Regions from separate parts of the Homo sapiens genome. Here region 2 is linked to region 1. Evidence: read pairs that join two places in POLR2A ChIA-PET (ENCODE). Cell type or tissue: PC-3. All regions are shown on one strand.

What was found. Peaks named below come from ENCODE experiments on the same cell type or tissue, not always from the same donor. Only the 100,000 strongest peaks of a DNase experiment are listed, where the experiment ranks them.
Region 2: POLR2A ChIA-PET joins it to region 1 with 5 read pairs; 3 of 35 experiments call an interaction of 5 or more read pairs at or near these places.

What each region holds. Positions count from the first base shown.
Region 1 is chr3:111,882,848-111,886,847 of GRCh38, reverse strand. It overlaps PHLDB2 (pleckstrin homology like domain family B member 2), which reads right to left. Exons shown (of 18, transcript NM_001134438.2): 2 at 1,436-2,784. The coding sequence starts at 2,770. Among named protein-coding and RNA genes, the nearest start is that of PHLDB2, 26 kb to the right of the region's middle. In PC-3, no CTCF peak of the experiment used is centred here; no DNase peak of the experiment used is centred here.
Region 2 is chr3:111,994,760-111,998,759 of GRCh38, reverse strand. No RefSeq gene overlaps it. Among named protein-coding and RNA genes, the nearest start is that of TAGLN3, 2.2 kb to the left of the region's middle. In PC-3, no CTCF peak of the experiment used is centred here; no DNase peak of the experiment used is centred here; H3K4me3 peaks cover 157 bases.

The sequences.
Region 1 (4,000 bases):
CCCAAACACAATGCCATTTTGTGACCATGAACAGTCTGCAGAGATTATTTATGGTAATAAAGAGGAAAGTCATACTGAGTACTGTATAACTGACCCACTCAAAGACTGTCTAAATTCTCTAAGGGTATGCACATTTGTTTTCATTCACTATTGTCAGTTAGGGTATTTGAAAACTCTGTAAGAACAGACATCAACTTATCAAAAACTATGAGTGATGCAAATGATTACTGCTCTAAAATGTCAAACGTATTTCCTTCTGGATGGATGCAAATGGTTTCTGTCCATTATAATCCAAAGGTTACAACAGGGGTGTCCAATCTTGGGCCACACTGGAGAAGAATTGTCTTGGGCCACACATAAAATACACTAACGATAGCTGATGAGCTTAAAAAAAAAAAAGGCAAAAAAAATCTCATAATGTTTTAAGAAACTTTGAGTTTGTATTGGGTGGCATTCAAAGCCATTGTGGGCCTTGTGCGGCCCACAGGCCACAGGTTGGACAAGCCTGGGTTACAATTTTATTGTCCTATAGGGTATCAACCAGTTTTGTGATTCAAAAATCATATTCTAGAATATTTTAGCGACTAAAACACTGATAATCCTACTGTGTTGCTGTAAATCAGCTTTACTATCCTGCAGCTTCTCTTGTTAAGGAAATCATGAATCAAAAATGAATCAAAGTAATCTCTCACAGATATTCATTCTAAGAGAAAAACCTGTGCTTAAAAGAGAAAGGAAAAATGCAGTTGTTTGTTCTCATTCATTGGTGAGACTCTCAAGGGATGTTTCCCCGTCTTATTTTCAATATTTCAACAATAAGTATAAATTCATTTTAAATGGAAAAAGACAACTCAATAGATCTTGTGAGTATGTGTAGTTTGGAATCACTGTACGTGATAAGAATCAGAGCTAAAGATAGTAAGGTTGTGTATGAACAGTGTGGAGAAAAGCTGAGCACCACTGAGGCAACTCCAACTTTCTAGACAACTTGCTATAAAGACAAATTTACTACCTAATTCTTGGTGAGTCATGATTTCACTGACTACTTCTCATAACCATACACAAGCAAATTTAATGATATAAATAATACAAGTCAGCATTTCCTCATAGTCTTAAAGAGAAGTTTGTAAGACTCAGAAATTTCATAAAATTCCCAACTCCTCTGTTATGTTTTTAAAGAATTTATACTTGTGAGAAGTCCGCAGAGCAACTAAATTAACATTAATTCCTGGAGGCCTTCAAGATAGCCAAACAAGCCTATTAATAGTGATATGGGAAGAAGAAGGATAGCAGGAGAGAAGAGAAAGATAGCAGCTGTGGCTAGTGAACATGAATATCCTATATTCCCACATATCCTGGAGTCCATCTCCAAGGCTGCCCTGTAGATGCTGGTTAATGAAACAGTGAGGTCAATCACTGTTGAGATGAAGATTACCAATCGCTCCATTTCCTGCTCCCTGAGTCTTTCCTCCCTCTGCCGCCGGTGATAATCCATCAGGTCATCACGTCCTGAAATGGAGCTAATACTGCTTTTCCGTTCCCGAAGGGCAGGCTGGGGGGTTCCTGAGGCCTGTCTGAGGCTTTCCAAATCTGCCTCATCAAATTCCACAGATCCACAAGAGAAGTTCCTCCTGGTCGCAAAAACTCTGTCTGACTCTCCAGCAAGAAGTGAATGACTCGGGTTTGTCCCCACATATGAAGCCTGATCAAAGTCATCAGAGGCACAGGAGGAGGTGGAGGCCAGAAGCATCTTCCGAGCCACTCGTGGACTGGCAGGGACACTGAGGGTAGAACTTACATAAGGATTGCCTTCAGAAGCAGAGGTTTTATAGGGTAAAGCCCCTGAGCTCAAAGAAGAAAAATTAAGGTAATTGTCATTGTCTATTACGCTATGAGGTAGATCCTTTTCCCCAAGTTTTGTTCGTTTGGAATTGCCCAGAGAGTTTCTTGGAGGCAAGCTGAGAGGTGTCAGCTGGTTCTCTGTGGCTCTGTACAACCTGGGAAGTGATCGGCTGTAGGCTCCCATGTGACTCAGGCTGCTGCTGGAGTACTTCCTAGTTCTCAAATTGATGTTTTCAGATGCAAGCTCCTTGTGTCTAGTTAACTTGGGTTGAAGCGCCAGGCTGTCCTGAATGCTCATTTTCCTGGCTTGCTTTGGGCTTGAAGGCATGCTTGCGGCTCCCGATCTGCTGATAGGAGGCGGGCCAGCATCACTCAGGGAACTTCCATTCCACATGGCCAGGAGCGAGCCAGATGCCTTCCGACCTTCCAGCCCTCCAAGAGAGTAGACATTGTCATGCGATTTATGCCTTGAGCTATATTTGGAATAGGGAGGCTTCTCTGAGAGCCTCAAGGCCCTTTCACTGTCCCGGCCAGTATAATGATCAAAGTCTGCTCTTCCAAGTGGATATCCACTGAGGGAGGATGTAGTGTTGAGTAAAGGAGTTGGAGGTTTCATAGGAATATTTTTGTCAGTTCCATCATAAGAGAACTGCTTGCTTCCCTGGATTTTGGCTAAGGAGGGGCTGCTTCTGACACTGGTTCCCAAAGGAGAAGGGCTTCTCTTTGCAGGCACAGGTTGTGAGAGGGTTAAATAGGAGCCAGAATAGTCTCCATTGGCTTTAAATCTCAGACTGGAAGAGTATTTCTTTGGGCTGAGGCTCTCCATCATGTTTTGGGAATCGTTCTCAACAGAATGCACCACAGAGTCTTCCTCTAAGCTACCATTTTGTAAATCTAGCTCCTTTTGTATGTAGCTATGCTCTTCCATAATCTTGCTGGAATCTGTAAAGAAATAAAACAGAAAATTTTGCCTTAAAGAAGATTTTAAAAGAACAATCCCTTGTTAGGCCTACATCTGAACAAACAATCTTGCAGTCTGACCTAATGCAACTAACAAACACAAACTCAGTTTTACTAAAAAACCTGTTAAAACCATACAGCAAATTAAAGGAGAATAAAGATCATTGACCTGAGATAACTTATGTACAAAAGAGAAATAAAAGGACAGCAATGACATTTGAGCGAAACAAATCCCTAACCAAGTAAAGGTGCAGGATTAGGCTGGTACATTAAAAAAGACAATTTGTCCTTAATGTTCTGGCCCTTCGAGGAACACCTGCTTCCCTAGTGACTAGCTAATGCCCAAAGGCATAATGCAATGGACTTTCCTATAGCTGTCTCTGCTAGAATCATTAACTGTTCAGAAATAAAGTCCTGAGGAAACAAAATTCACATTTGGGCAGAGAAAAAAAAGTTTACGTTAGACACTGATCAATAACATGAGGGTTAGAAGATGGTTCTTTAAACAAGGACTCTGGGAGTTACCTTCTCAACAAAAAGACTTAAAGCTCCTTTAGTCATCAGAGGTAGGTAATAACAAAGAAAAGGGTATTCCACCAATTATTGACACATGGTCGGGATGGTATATTTAAAAACCTGAAACTGTTATATCCTTTAAATTTTCTAGTACCCCAAATGCACTATGCTCATCCTTGCAAATTCTCTCCTCTAGCAGAAACAACTATCAGGACCTAGTCACTCTTCCAGGGACAGATCAGGATTCTATCTTCCACCATTAAAATTTTTAAGAAAATATGTTTTGAACCCTGGTTTGCACAATGTTAACTTAAAACACTAAAGTTTTAGCCAATGAAAATGTCTTTGAATTACAAACTATTACTGCAAATGGGAAGGCTTATAATTCTACCTGATAAAAAAAAATTTTCTTAGATTATCAGCAAAGGGAAAATACAGTTTAAACATTGTCACTGAACTCATGAACCACTATAACTGTCCTCCAACCCTTAGGCACATCAGACACTAATTATGACATCTCTGGTCTATATATAAACAGTATCACATATGGTTAGTAATGGTTTCATAATGTGGTTGTCTCTGTAACTAGGCCACAAGTTTAAGGAAGAGGTTATGTCTAGTATTTTTATCTTCCACCCCTCTAGCTCTTGTTGTCCTATAGGTGAAAAACTTGATGAACATA
Region 2 (4,000 bases), 110 kb before region 1:
CTACGAGGCCAGCAGCTGCACAAGGGGATGAGGGCCTGTGGGAGGGTCCGTTCTACCAACTGTCCATCTGTCGGGAATAGCCAAGCTACTTTCCCCCTGCCCTGAGGTAACAACTGTCTGGCAGGACAGGAGGGGAGGGACTGAGAGCTGCTATCATTTACTTGTTCAGCTGCCAGCCCAACTTCACCCAGAAACTTCCATCCTGAAACTGTTGTGCCTCAGTTTGACTTATTCAAGGGAGGTATTTTTTTCATGCTACTCTTAACTGAAAGACACTAAGAACAAGTTTTATAAATTATTATTATAATTCTTACTATATATTTTTAGACAGAGTCTCGCTCTGTTGCCCAGGCTGGAGTGCAGTGGCACAATCTCGGCTGGCTGCAACCTCTGCCTCCTGGGTTCAAGCGATTCTCCTGCCTCAGCCTCCCAGGTAGCTAGGATTACAGGTGTGTGCCACCAGGCCTGGCTAATTTTTGTATTTTTAGTGGAGATGGGGTTTTGCCACGTTGGTCAGGCTGGTCTTGAACTCCTGACCTCAGGTGATCTGACTGCCTCGGCCTCCCAAAGTTCTGGGATTACAGGCATGAGCCACCACGCCCGGCAAGTTTTATAAATTAAACAAAACTCAACGACTAAGAACTCTTAGAGTGAAAGGTTTTGATAGAATGTAAAGACTTCATCTGAAGTAAGGACCGTGAAGGCACAACCGACATATTGTCAGAAGTAACTGAATATTTCTCATGGGCAAACAAGCACTCAGGAGAAACCATTAGCTCTAAGTTGGCCCCACATTTTTATAACAGCTAAAGGGCTTGGCAGTTTGTCCTCCTAGACTGTAAGCCATTTGTGGGTAAAGATTGAGTCTCATTGGTGTTGTGTAATTCTCTGGGTGTTTTTCATGAGAAAAATTCCACATTTTTTTTCGTTTGGTTCATTTCTTCATTCAACAGATATTTACTGAGTGTTTATGCCAACTACTGGACTGAGGAGGAATAAAATACAATTCTTGCATTGAAAACAGATTGATAAATTGACTCAAGCATATTAAATAAAGCAATTCTGGGTACATGGGATGATGATCTTTGTCCCTGTGGGAAATTGATTAGAAGCTATGCAGGAAATGACTCCTCAAATAATACATGTATTGAGAAAAATCTCCTACCGGCTGATGCCTGGACTAATGAAAATTTAATTACTTAGGAGATATGTGGGTGGTTTGCCTGAAAAAGACTTAGCGGTCAGTCGTTGAAGGCCTGGCAGACAGTCCTCTGAAAACAGAAAACTAGGAGATTCAGGAGAGCAGTAGGTTTAGGAAGAGACAAGGGAAGGGCTGACTAAGGCAGGTCTTGATGCTGCATGGAATCATCAGTTGAAGAAGCTCAAAAGACAGCAGCACTGTGTTGGGACACTTGGAGCTTAGGGGAAGAGCTTAGAGCAGGGAAATTGACAGAAGAATTATGGAAGTCATCATTGGTATCTTGGGGAGGAGCCATAAGGCTAGTTCCAACCTTAGACTAAGGGAACGGAGTCCCAAACAGAAACCACATAATTTTTTCCATGGCTGGAATGGCTCTAAGGAAGTTGTTGGTTTGATATGCAAAGCTTGAAACAATTCTAAAGATGTACATTTGCTTGACTTTTTTTAAACACTGTGTTTTGCAAATCTTTTGTACCCAAAGAGTCCCTCATATTATAACAGAGTAGCTGGTGTGCTTTAAGTGAATGACTGGGCCCATGCTTCTAGAGAGGATACAATGGCAAAGAGAGGGGCCACAGCAGGGCATGGAAGTGTCCAGAAATCCAGAGGAAGTCTTCAGAGAAAAAATGCTTCATCTCCTCAGGGGTGACAGTGGAAATCAGCTCAATGCCACATTTACTAAGTGCCTACTAGTATTATAGTTAATGTTTTCAACAACTTTTTCTTTCTTTTTTTTTGATTCGGAGTCTCACTCTGTGGCCAGGCTGGGGCGCAATGGTGTGATCTCAGCTCACTGCAACCTCTGACTCCCTAGTTCAAGTGATTCTCCTGCCTCAGCCTCCTAAGTAGCGAGGATTACAGGCATGAGCCACCACAACTAGCTTATTTTTGTATTTTTAGTAGAGACGGGGTTTTCACCATGTTAGCCAGGATGGTCTCAATCTCCTGACCTCGTGATCCGCCCGCCTCAGCCTCCCAAAGAGCTGGGATTACAGGCGTGAGCCACCGCGCCTGGCCTCAACAACTTTTTAAGGGCCTATGTGTATAGCTGAGACACAAAAATAAATGATACATGACAATTTGGTTTAGTAACGAAGTTAAACTTGTAAACAATAAATGCCAGATGTCATGCTAAAATTATGCACAAAGAACTCAGGTTGGTACAATAATACCTGGAGGAGGGTGTTAAGGAATCAGGGGACAGATTTATAAATGAGATTATTTTAAGTCTTGAAAGACAAGTAGGTGTTTGCCAGGTGGATAGAGTGAGGCAAGAGGGGTAGGGAATGTTGCTGTCAAAAGAAGTGTATTTAAGGTGAAAATCTTCCAGTATTAATAAAACATAGGGTTAAAGAGAAGAGAAACATAGAAAGAAAAATGAGGCTGGAATGTCAGGCAGGCTCCAGATTATAAAATGGTGTGTTTGCAAGTGCCCATGGTTAAATTTTCAGGAATTTCAAGAGACAGATGCTAAACTCAGTCATTCTTAGCAATAAGGTTATATTAACTTACTCTTAAATAAGTTATATTACAAAGAAAAGTTACTAAAAATGAAGCACTTCCTGATTTTTTTGCTACATTTTACTGTTAGCTATGTTGAGGATATTTGCGTTTATTGTCTCTATATGGTGTAAATACTATGTGATGGTGTGCTACTGGGTATTTTCTTCCAGCTTTGCATTCAGAGATGTCATGATGTAGTTTAAAACCAGCCAGGGCAGGAATATTTATGCTGTGAATGTTAGCAAATGCTACAAATCAGGGCTTCCACCCCACCACCAAAAGCCAGTTGTTAAACTGGCTTTCAGCAACTGGTTTTTGTTTGTTAAACCAGCCTTTCATGGACTCACATATCATGCAAGAGTTTGAGCTTTTTCATAGAGAGAGAGGATCATCAATCTGATTTGGGTAAAGGAAAAGGAGACAGAATGACTCACAAGTTTGACTTGTATAACAGAAGCAATGGTGGCGCCATTTATTTTAAGAGGACTCATAGGTGGGGAGAGACATAAAGCAGAAAAGATAATAAGGTTTGGATTTACTGCATTTGGGAAGCCCATGGTCCATCCCAGTTCATTAGGCAGTTGGTTTTATGGGTCTGGAGCTCAAGAGTCTAGATTGTAGGTATGTAGTTGAGTCACCTGCAAGCAGGTAGTAGTTTAAACCATGAACATGGGTGATGTTCCTCAAGGTGAATAAGTAGCAAGAGAAGACTGCCAAGGCCAGAACTCAAGGAGTATTAACATTATAAGGTGGGCAAGGAGGAGGAGCCAGTAAAGGGGTTGATATAGCATAGTCAGAGGTGTCTGAGGACAAACAATGTCAAAATAAAGCTTCTGACCTTGGTCATCCTTTGAGAGAAGGAAGCTAGGATATAAACTGAGAATTTCAAAGCAGCAAGTGGTACCAAAAAGGCATGGATAGAGTACTGTTCACAAGAGAGCCCAGAGGACCCAGCAACAAACTTCCTGAAAAAGAGAGATGGGGATGAGTAAGGAAAGGATTCTGAGAGACTGACTTTTGAGCTTCTTCTTTAGTAGAAGTTTACCTGCAAAACCCTGAAAGCCTAGGAAAAGGGGAAGACAAAATGGGAATGTATATTTTCCCCAAAAGATACATTTGGTTAAAAAAAATTGCCTGCAATTTTCTAGGTATATTCTCTAAATACACCAAAGCATCACATTTTTTTCATCCAACCATTACACATCTCCACGATTGTTTCTAAACTAAGAAGTACTTGAGATCTATATTTAGAGGATCTTAAAAAGGTATATTGAAATTCCACCCACCTCAACCCCA